Regions from separate parts of the Homo sapiens genome. Here region 1 is linked to region 2. A link is an interaction called in ENCODE POLR2A ChIA-PET data of the cell type or tissue named here. Cell type or tissue: CD4-positive, alpha-beta T cell. All regions are shown on one strand.

The links. Peaks named below come from ENCODE experiments on the same cell type or tissue, not always from the same donor. Only the 100,000 strongest peaks of a DNase experiment are listed, where the experiment ranks them.
Region 1: POLR2A ChIA-PET joins it to region 2 with 5 read pairs; 5 of 35 experiments call an interaction of 5 or more read pairs at or near these places.

The regions. Positions count from the first base shown.
Region 1 is chr1:16,254,882-16,259,881 of GRCh38, forward strand. It overlaps FBXO42 (F-box protein 42), which reads right to left. Exons shown (of 10, transcript NM_018994.3): 5 at 1,725-1,878; 6 at 830-940. Among named protein-coding and RNA genes, the nearest start is that of CPLANE2, 20 kb to the left of the region's middle. In CD4-positive, alpha-beta T cell, no CTCF peak of the experiment used is centred here; no DNase peak of the experiment used is centred here.
Region 2 is chr1:16,384,943-16,389,942 of GRCh38, forward strand. The region is part of intron 1 of SZRD1 (SUZ RNA binding domain containing 1); the gene reads left to right. Among named protein-coding and RNA genes, the nearest start is that of SZRD1, 20 kb to the left of the region's middle. RefSeq lists enhancers at 639-1,139, 1,140-1,640. In CD4-positive, alpha-beta T cell, no CTCF peak of the experiment used is centred here; a DNase peak (open chromatin) is centred at 2,058; H3K4me3 peaks cover 1,092 bases; H3K27ac peaks cover 980 bases.

The DNA.
Region 1 (5,000 bases), 130 kb before region 2:
CAGTTTTCCTGTTCCTACCCATTCCACAACCCATCCCATTTGTTTTTTTCTTTTCTTTCCTTCTTTCTTTCTTTTCATGCCCTTTACATGTGGCTCAACCAACCTATCACATTTGGAGGGCCCACCATTTCCACTTGTCCTGTCAATCTCCCCCTCTTCTCCTCTAAAGCCCAAAAGGGCAAGAGCTGGGTAATAAAGTAGAATAAGTAAAAGCATTCTGTTCTCGAAAGTTGGCCTTCTGCAGGCACAGCACAGCAGGCAAGGTGGAGGTTCCATCAGAATTTGATCCTACTGAATAGAACCATATGTCAAAGAGATTCTATATAACTATGATTTTATAGAGCAAATTTTTCAATTTATTGGTCTGTGATTAAGGGATTAAAGAACAGAATGCTAGGATGAGATAACTAATTGGATTAATTAGAGCCATGCTCAGGAATACTGACCCTAACTTACTTTTTTTTTTTTTTTCCTTAAGAGTCTCGATCTGTTGCCCAGGCTGGAATGCAATGGGGTGATCTTGGCTCACTGCAATCGCCACTTCCCAGGTTCAAGCGATTCTCCTGCCTTAGTCTCCCAAGTAACTGGGACTACAGGTGTGTGCCACCATGCCCGGCTAATTTTTGTATTTTTAGTAGAGATGGGGCTTCGCCATGTTCGCCATGCTGGTCACAAACTCCTGACCTCAGGTGATCCACCCACCTTGGCCTCCCAAAATGCTGGGATTACAGGTGTGAATTAGGCACCTGGTCCCTAATTCACTTTTAAACCTGTTATTCCCAGGAGTATTTACCTTCAGGCTCATATGGAGCAAACCAAATGTACTTACATTTGCCGGGATCCTAAAGAGCCACCAAAGACAATCATTTTATCATCTATCACACAGGAGGAGTGGCCAGCCATGGGAGGTGGCCCATGGGTTGTCACAATGCAGTTCCACCTAATGTAAAAAGACAGGAGGAAGTCAAGAAGTCAGCACCACACACTTTATGTAAAAATAGTAAGTAGGCATCCATTTAAAATGATAATCCTATCACTTTCAGCAGAGATTTGTTGGGATAATAAGTAGAGGATGGCATAATGTATTTATGCCTTTCCTACAAGTTTGCTTAAAGTTATCTTCTTTCAAGTTCTGAATGTAAACGGTCTGGAGGGAGAGAGATGAGAAAACGATGACAAGAGACAAGATCATGGCTTCTTTGGCCTGGTTTGCTGACAAAGCACCACCTGCCACCTGCTACCTTTCCCTATGGTCCTGATCAGTAACAGCTAACAAGCGCCACGTACTAAGTCTTCCATTACAAGAAACGGCGGTTGCTGTCATTAAGAGATATATGTTTGAAAAACAATTCAGAGTAAGTCTTGGAGACACAGTTAGGAGTAAGGAATCATCTGGATCTACAACACTCCTGGAGTGTTAGCAGCCAAAGCTGAAGAGCTCGCTGTTCTTCAACTGGCTCATTCATTTTTCTTGAAAGAGGAATAAATCTCTTCTATTTTTTCTCTTTAGAATAAGGATTCTAAATGCAGGGTTCTAAGAGAGTCCTGTAAACTCTCTGAAACTGTTGGTAAAATCTGTGAATATGTGCATTTTTCCCCTCCTGGGAAAAGAGTCCACAGCTTTCCATCTAATTCTCAAAGGGACTCTTGACACAAAAAAACAAAGAATCCACTGATTTAAGGCCTTTTCTTCCAGATTTAAAGAGTTTATCTTTGTGACTTACCAATTTTTAGAGGGTGAGTAAGTGTGTATTTCATCAAAGAATCTCTCTGGCTGGTGTAGGGGATAAGGGCTTGGCCGCGTCCAGCCACCAAACAGCACTAGCAAGTCCTTGTACACGACCAGAGTTGCTCCAGCTTTGGGGGAAGGATAGGACCCTAGGGAAAGTCAGTAACACCATGGTTAGCATTCAGGATCTCACAACAATCCGTAGTTAGGCTATCCATAGATCACCTTTCCCTGGAAGAGCAACAAAAGGGGAACTAATACTACAAAGTGTAGAGGAAAGGTGGAAAGAAAACTGGGTTTGAGTCTGAGAGAAAATCATCACTAATTCACACGTCTTTTATTATTAACAGAGAAATATGAGTTAGAGAAAAGTTACTTAGCCTCTCTCATGTTTATAATTTGCTCACCTAAAATTAGGGATGAGAGTACCTATCTCATAAGGCTGTTTTGAGTATTAAATAGTATATTCAAAGCACCTAACATAATGCCTGGCACATAGAAAGTGCTCAACAAATGAGCACCCCTTCCCATCCCTTTAACAAACTTAACAGAGGTCACAAAGAAAAGAAAGAATGTAGAGGACCAGGGAGAAGTATACATAGAGGCTGGATGTCTGGATGCAACTTAAAAATAACTCGTTACAAAACACAGGTAAGAAAAGGAGGCAGGAGGCAGTTCTTATTTGTCCCGTGAGTCAAATTTTAACATAGGGACCTCCAGGCCCCTAGCTATGGGCTTCACATAACCAGATAGCCTCAGCCTAGCACAAATGGGGCAGACCTTCAAGGATTGGTGTGAAGGAATTCCAGTGAAACCATAAGTCTTACACCAAACACCATCTAGACTGGACCTCTGGGCTACACTGACCAAATTCTGAAAAAAAACACTTTGGCTTATGCTGGAAAACTTTAGAGATAACAAATGTCTTACAGGAGCATAATTTTTCAAAATCTATTGTCTTTGAAATAACAATTGCTATTTTTCCCCATCCCTCACTCTACATGTCACCTTTAGTTTCCTCAAGACCAAAGTAACTTGTCCCAATATCCAGGTGTCAGTAAATACCAGAATACTTTTTTTTTCCTTTGGAGGTGGAGTCTCGCTTTGTCACCCAGGCTGGAGTGCAATGATGCAATCTCGGCTCACTGCAACCTCCACCTCCTGGGTTCAAGTGATTTTCCTGCCTTAGCCTCCTGAGTAGCTGGGATTACAGGCATCTGCCATCATGCCCAGCTAATTGTTGCATTTTTAGTTGAGATGGGGTTTCACCATGTTGGCCAGGCTGGTCTCAAACTCCTGACCTCAGGTGATCTACCCGCTTTGGCCTCCCAAAGTGCTGGGATTACAGGCGTGAGCCACCATGCCTCGCTGAGAATACTTTTTTTTTTAAAATCTTTTTTTTTTCTTTTTGGTTAAAGCTGCAGGACTCATTTTTCAAAGGATATCTTAAGCAGAAGAAATCCCAACACTACATTAACCTGACAGCAGTCGAGATGCTCCAATCTAGGTGGAGAGCTTTGCTTCCTCTTTCAGTAGCACATTACAGAACACTGTTTGAAAAGCCCTGCTCAGACTGCTTTAATGGTGTCACTTACAAAGTCTCAAGGTTGAGAAGGTAGAGCAGAGGACTGTCTTTCTTGTGATCTCACTTAGGGGAACAATACGATTTACTGAGAAGGCATCAGTCCTGAAGAGTACAGGGTGAGCATCTAAGAACACCATGTGGCATCAGCTATTTTTCATTTCTTCTTCCTTTTTTTTTTTTTGAGACAGGGTCTTGCTGTTGCCCAGGCTGGAGTGCAGTGGCACAATTACGGCTCACTGCAGCCTCAACCTCCTGGGCTCAAGGGATCCTCCCACTTTAACCTCCCAAATAGCTAGGAATACAGGCAAGCACCACCATGCCCGACTAATTTTTAAATTTTTTGTAGTGATGGGGACTCCCTGCATTGCCCAGACTGGTCTCGAACTCATGGGTTCAAGCAATCCTGCCGCCTTGGCCTTTCGAAGTGTTAGGATTACAGGTGTAAGCCACTGTGCCTGTCCGTGTCAACTATTTTGAATACTTTCATAAATAAAACCAACACTAATCCAGACCACAGGAACTGACTGTAGAAATGAGTCTTTATTTATTTATTAATCTTGAGACAGGGTCTAGCTTTGTCACCCAGGCTAGAGTGCAGTGATGCGATCATGGCTCACTGCAGCCTCGACTTCCTCAGGCTGAAGCAATCCTCTTGCTTCAGCCTCTCGAGTAGCAGAGGCTACAGGCATGTAATACCATATCCAGCTAATTTTTAAAATTTTTTTGTTGTGATCAGGTCTTGCTATGTTGCTCAGGCTGGCCACGAACTCCTGGCCTCAAGCGATCCTCCCGCCTCAGCCTCCCAAAGTGCTGGGATTATAGGCATTACCCACCTCACCCAGTCAGAAATCTTCTCTAGGAAGAGTTATCACATCAATCTGAAGTGCTGAGGTATTCTCTACCCTCAAATCCCACAAGAATAGTGATTAAAGAGGCTGTTGTCTTTCATATAGCCTTACTGTTCCTGGTCAAAAACATTTACCTCCCCAAGGGGATCTATCTCCTAGCCCAATTAGAAAGCCTAAGTAATATAATGGTCTAGTTAAAACACAACTATTGCTCTAAAATAATTTAATTTGTGAAATACCAGACAAAGCTTCCAAGTTCTTGCCTCTAACTTGGAAATCATCAGTACTATGAAACAGTTAGAAAAAAGAAAAAACAAATAAACACATCACAGACTTCAGCAAAATAGTAATGTAAACTCTCTAGACTAGAATGTGGATTTGGATTTGAGATACTGGGCTTAAAGAAATTATAAATGCAGTATAAGAATATATACCTCTTGCCAGGCGCAGTGGCTCACACCTGTAATCCCAGCACTTTGGGAAGCCAAGGCAGGCAGATCACTTAAGGTCAGGAGTTTCAGACCAGTCTGGCCAACATGGTGAGATCCTGTCTCTATTAAAAATATTAAAAAATTAGCCAGGCATGGTAGCCCACGCCTGTAATTCCAGCTACTCAGGAGGCTGAGGCACAAGAATTGCTTGAAACTAGGAGGTGGAGGTTGCAGTGAGCCGAGATTGAGCCACTGCACTCTGGCCTGAGTGAAAGAGCAAGACTCTGTCTCAAAAAAAAAAAAAAAGAAAGAAAGAAAAAAAAGAAAGAAAGAATATATACCTTTTAAGGTGGGACATATTCATAGAATTTTTAAAAGTATTCATAAAACATGGCATACATAATGTA
Region 2 (5,000 bases):
CCAGTTGTTATTCTTTGAATTTGAGAGAAACATTGGAAATGTCATCTTCTGAAATGAAAACTAACAGAGAAAGGCAAATCATTTGGGAAAAGTTACTTAAATGGTAACCTTGTTGCCAATAAAAGAGTATTTTCTAATTCAAAGTCCAAAGCAAGGGTCCCTCTTAGATCTCTGTTCAATATAAGATTGCTCTATTTCTTGGGAGTCGTGTTGGTGACACTGGAGACCAGAGGATTCCGGTTCTCAGAGAGAGGGATGCTGTGATGGAGTAGGACAGTACAGTCTTTTGGCTTGTATACTGAGGCACAGAGTGGGGAGGCCTGCTGTCCTTGGGGAGTGGGTAGCAGCAGATCAGGCACCAGAAAGGGTGAGACACCCCCTCTGACCCTTGTAGTGTAACAGGTGTGAGTTTGTTCACTTTGTCTCTTGTGAGCTTGGCTAGTTCGAATCAGTCCCCCAGGGCATCATCACCCCAGGCTGTTGTGTAAACATTCGTACCTGAGAAGGTACAACTGTAATGGTGCTTATACTTGCTGTGCTTTACACTAAGACCCAGAATAGCCTATTTCTTCCTCTCCTCTGCCTTTCTCACCTTTCTTTTTTCCTTGTCATCGACCTCTTAACGTTACAGGAGTAAACCTACCACTGTAATCTGCTTCACCTTACAGACACATCCCTATCTTTTGTCACCTTTGTTCCTTTTGTAGCTTGTGACAGTAACAAACTGGGTTGTTTGAGGTGACCCCTTCCCTGCTCTCCTCCTTGGGAATGATCTTATCCGCATTGTACTCCTAGGTCCCATACCCTAACTTTTCAGCCAGAGGCACATTTATAGCAAGGTTAAGGGCATCAGCAGCCAGTGAAGCTGAGCTTCCTCCTCTGGTGAGTTAAAATTGCAAATGTTGACATCTGATCCCATTCACCTTGTGGTTGTGGCTCTCCTTTACCTCCCATAAAGGACCAGCCCTGTCGAGAACCACCTTCCTCCCCACTGTGCTTCTTCATGATTTCCTGCCTCCGCTCTTTCCTTCTGGCTTTGCTTGTTCTCTGAGACCGAGAAGCTTGTGTCCCATTTCTGTAGATGTGTAGCCTCATAGGACAAGTGATGTCAAGGTTTGGCAACAGTAGATCTTTTGCTTAGGATTTGGACCCGGAACACAGAATGTCACCTTCTGTGGGCTGCTTGGTGCTACTTGGCTGAAGAGCCTTTCCAGGAGCAGGAGCCATAGGAGATCACTTTCCTGGCCACCGCCCTGTGTGGTATGCTTGTGCCCTAGCACTTGCCTTGTGCCCACTCACAGCAGTCACAGCGATGGTTTTCTTTGACTAGCGATGGAGGTCAGGCCTCTAACACAGGAGCCTAGACCTTGGGCAGGACTCTGCATCCTTGTCTAAAGAGAGGGTTCCCTTAGGTAGTACGATTCCTTATTTCAGGCCTGCATCTAGATGCTTCCCCACACAAGTTCTGAGGCCTGTTTAATTCCATTGGGCTATTGCATCTCTGGGGGAGATGCACATTTTCCTTGTAATACACCCTGTAGGAAAGTTTTGACTTGGTCCAGCTTTTCAGAGCATGAGTCTGAGAGCAGATTGATTGCAAGGCCTTGTCTGAGAAGAGAATAGACTGACTCATGATACCTGGACAGACTCCAGAGGGAGATGCGATGCCCTCTCCAGCTGCTGGCAGAGCATTCCTTCTCCTGCTTGGGCGCCTCTGAGCATGCTGGCGTCCAGCTGGCCATCTAAAGATGACCAGGATCCACTTTCCACCAAAGCTGCTTGGGTTTCCATCCCATTCTGTAATCTTATGGAAGAATCCCTCTCCAGCTCTGATAAAGCTCTTCTGCCTTTCACAGTGGAGTTGGATGAGAGTTGTAGTTCTTGGCATGCCAGGGAGCAGTGTGGAATTGGGGGAGATGACCAATATCTAATGGTTTATACTGGCATTTCCAGGGGATTTGAGCAATTGTCGGGGGAGGGTGGTATGTCAGCATAGGGGCCTCAAAAGGCGAATTCTAGGGCTGTCTCTGTGGTTTACTACCTTGTGACCTTGGGTAAGTTCCCTAACCCTCATCTGACAGAAGGATAAAAGCTACTTTGTCTGCCAAACAGGGCTGGTGTGAGCAGAAAATGAATGTCTGGGGAAGAATGTTGACAGCCATAATACATTATATCGATATAAGGTATTATTTTAAAAGCTATTAGTATTATATTACATGCCAAGTATGTTAATCATGTTCTAGTTTGGGGACAGAGGCGCATTTACTCAGACATGGCCTACGATGTCCTCTTGAAGCGCTTTTCTTCCACCCAGGCTCCTTGTGCTGGAACTGGGCAGATGGTCCATCTTCCTTAAACCCTAGAGGAAGAAGGAAGCAGTTTGCTTTCCTCAGAGGAGACCTGGATGGGACTTCTCAAATTCACTCTAATGTGTGAGGCCCATTTCTCTCTCTGTCTTATTTGGCTCTCGCAGCGATATGAAAGTGAAAGTTCACATAGTGAAGTTGGAAAATTCAGTGCATTGCCATAAAAATACTGATTTGGTTTCTTCTGCGCTAGATCTGGCCCTGTCTGCCAAAGCTTGTTGGCCGTCATTAGGCAGGGCAAGTGCTCTTTGGTGCCCTGCAGCCCCTTCACTTCCCCAGGTATGCTCCGTGCGAGTGGAGTTTGGCTGCTTGCCTGGTCTATGAAGGCATTTGGTCTCAACCCTCAAAGGCTTCTAAATTCTACAGCTGTCAAGGCTCTGTTTATGATGGAGAAACTCGAATAGGCAGTCTTGTATTTAGAGTGGAGCGAAATGATACAGTATGAAACTTTAAAACAAGAAGTTACTTGTGAGAAGCCCTTAAAAGGTAATAGGCAATAGACTAATATGAGCTGTAGTACTTACTCAGGTAATAACACTGGTATTAATAGAATTAATACAATTCCATCAATACAGTCATTTTCAGGACAGAGTACGTAGTGGACATAGATTCTGTGTGAGTGTCTGTGTTTGTCAGTTCACAGAAAACATCCAGGTCGTTCTCTTATTATTGGTGTACCTTTTCCATTCAGTCATTCAGCATTCTTTGGCACCAACTGTGTTCCAAGCTGGAGCGAGAGGTTTCCATTTTAGTGCCTTTCTGGCCCCTCCAGAGATTTGATGGTGCCTCAGAATACAATAAATTACATATATATATATATTTTGAGACAGAGTCATGCTCTATTGCCCAGGCAGGAGTGCAGTGGCATAATCTCGGCTCACTGCAACCTCCGTCTCCCAGGTTCAAGAGATTCTCCTGCCTCAGCCTCCTGAGTAGCTGGGATACCACGCCCAGCTAATTTTTGTATTTTTAGTAGAGACGGGGTTTCACCTTGTTGACCAGGCTGGTCTTGAACTCCTGACCTCAAGTGATTCACCCACCTCGGCCTCCCAAAGTCAAAGTGCTAGGATTGTAGGCGTGAGCTACCATGCCCAGCCAAATATATAAATATATTTTAAACACAAGTTAGTACCAATCAGGATAGGTGTCAGTGTTAGACTAGATTTAAATCTAGTTTCATATGGTTAATCTAGTTCATACTGTTTACAAGAGATGCAAATAAGGACATGGAAAGGTGAGAAAAACTATGTTCTAGGAAATACTGACCAAAAGAAAGCTGGCCAACTTTATTAATATGAAACAATACATTATAAGGCAAAAAAGATCACATCATAATGATACACTGTTTAACTTACTAGAAAGAATAAGTCTTTTTTTTTTTTTTTTTTTTTTTTTGAGACAGAGTCTTGCCCTGTCGCCCAGGCTGGAGTGCAGTGGTGTGATCTCCACTCACTGCAGCCTCCCTAGTAGCTGGGATTACATGTGCGCACCACCACGCCTGGATAATTGTTGAATTTTTAAATAGAAACAGGTTTTCACCCTGTTGCCAAACTGGTCACAAACTCCTGACCCCAAGTGATCCGCCTGCCTCAGCCTCCCAAAATGTTGGGATTACAGGCATAAGCCACTGTCACTGTGCCTGGCCAATAATTCTTAATTCTTTACCTGGTCAGTAGATCAAATGAGTCAGTAAGAATTTACAAGATTAGAACAATATAGCTAACCAGCTTGAACTTTGAACTGCACCCATCAACTGGAGAATAGTTATTTCCTTTTTTTTTTTTTTTTTTTTTGAGACAGAGTCTCGCTCTGTCGCCCAGGCTGGAGTGCAGTGGCACGATCTCAGCTCACTGCAAGCTCCACCTCCCAGGTTCACGCCATCCTCCTGCCTCAGCCTCCCGAGTAGCTGGGACTACAGGCACCCACCACCACGCCCGGCTAATTTTTTGTATTTTTTTGAGGGGGGGTGGGGGGGGGGCAGAGTCTTGCTCTGTCGCCCAGGCTGGAGTGCAGTGGCGCCATCTCGGCTCACTGCAAGCTTCGCCTCCCGGGTTCACGCCATTCTCCTGCCTCAGCCTTCTGAGTAGCTGGGACTACAGGCGTCCTGCCTCAGCCTTCTGAGTAGCTGGGACTACAGGCGCCCGCCACAACGCCTGGCTAATTTTTTTTTTTTTTGTATGTTTAGTAGAGATGGGGTTTCCACTGTGTTAGCCAGGATGGTCTCGATCTCCTGACCTCGTGATCCGCCCACCTCGGCCTCCCAAAGTGCTGGCATTGCAGGCGTGAGCCACCGTGCCTGGCCAATTTTTTGTATTTTTATTAGAGACGGGGTTTCACCGCGTTAGCCAGGATGGTCTCAATCTCCTGCCCTCGTGATCCGCCCGCCTCGGCCTCCCAAAGTGCTGGGATTATAGGCGTGAGCCACCGCGCTGGGCTGAGAATAGTTATTTTCAGAACATACAGAGCACTTACGAAAATGGCCTACATGCTGAGCCATGGGGCAGATCTCACCAAATTTCAAAGTCTCCACACTACGGCTGTGGTTCTTCACATTTTGCAAGTGATGGACTTCTTTGAAAATCCCAGTCTAATAAATTAAGGTTGCCCAGACTTAGCACTGTTGACTTTTGGGGT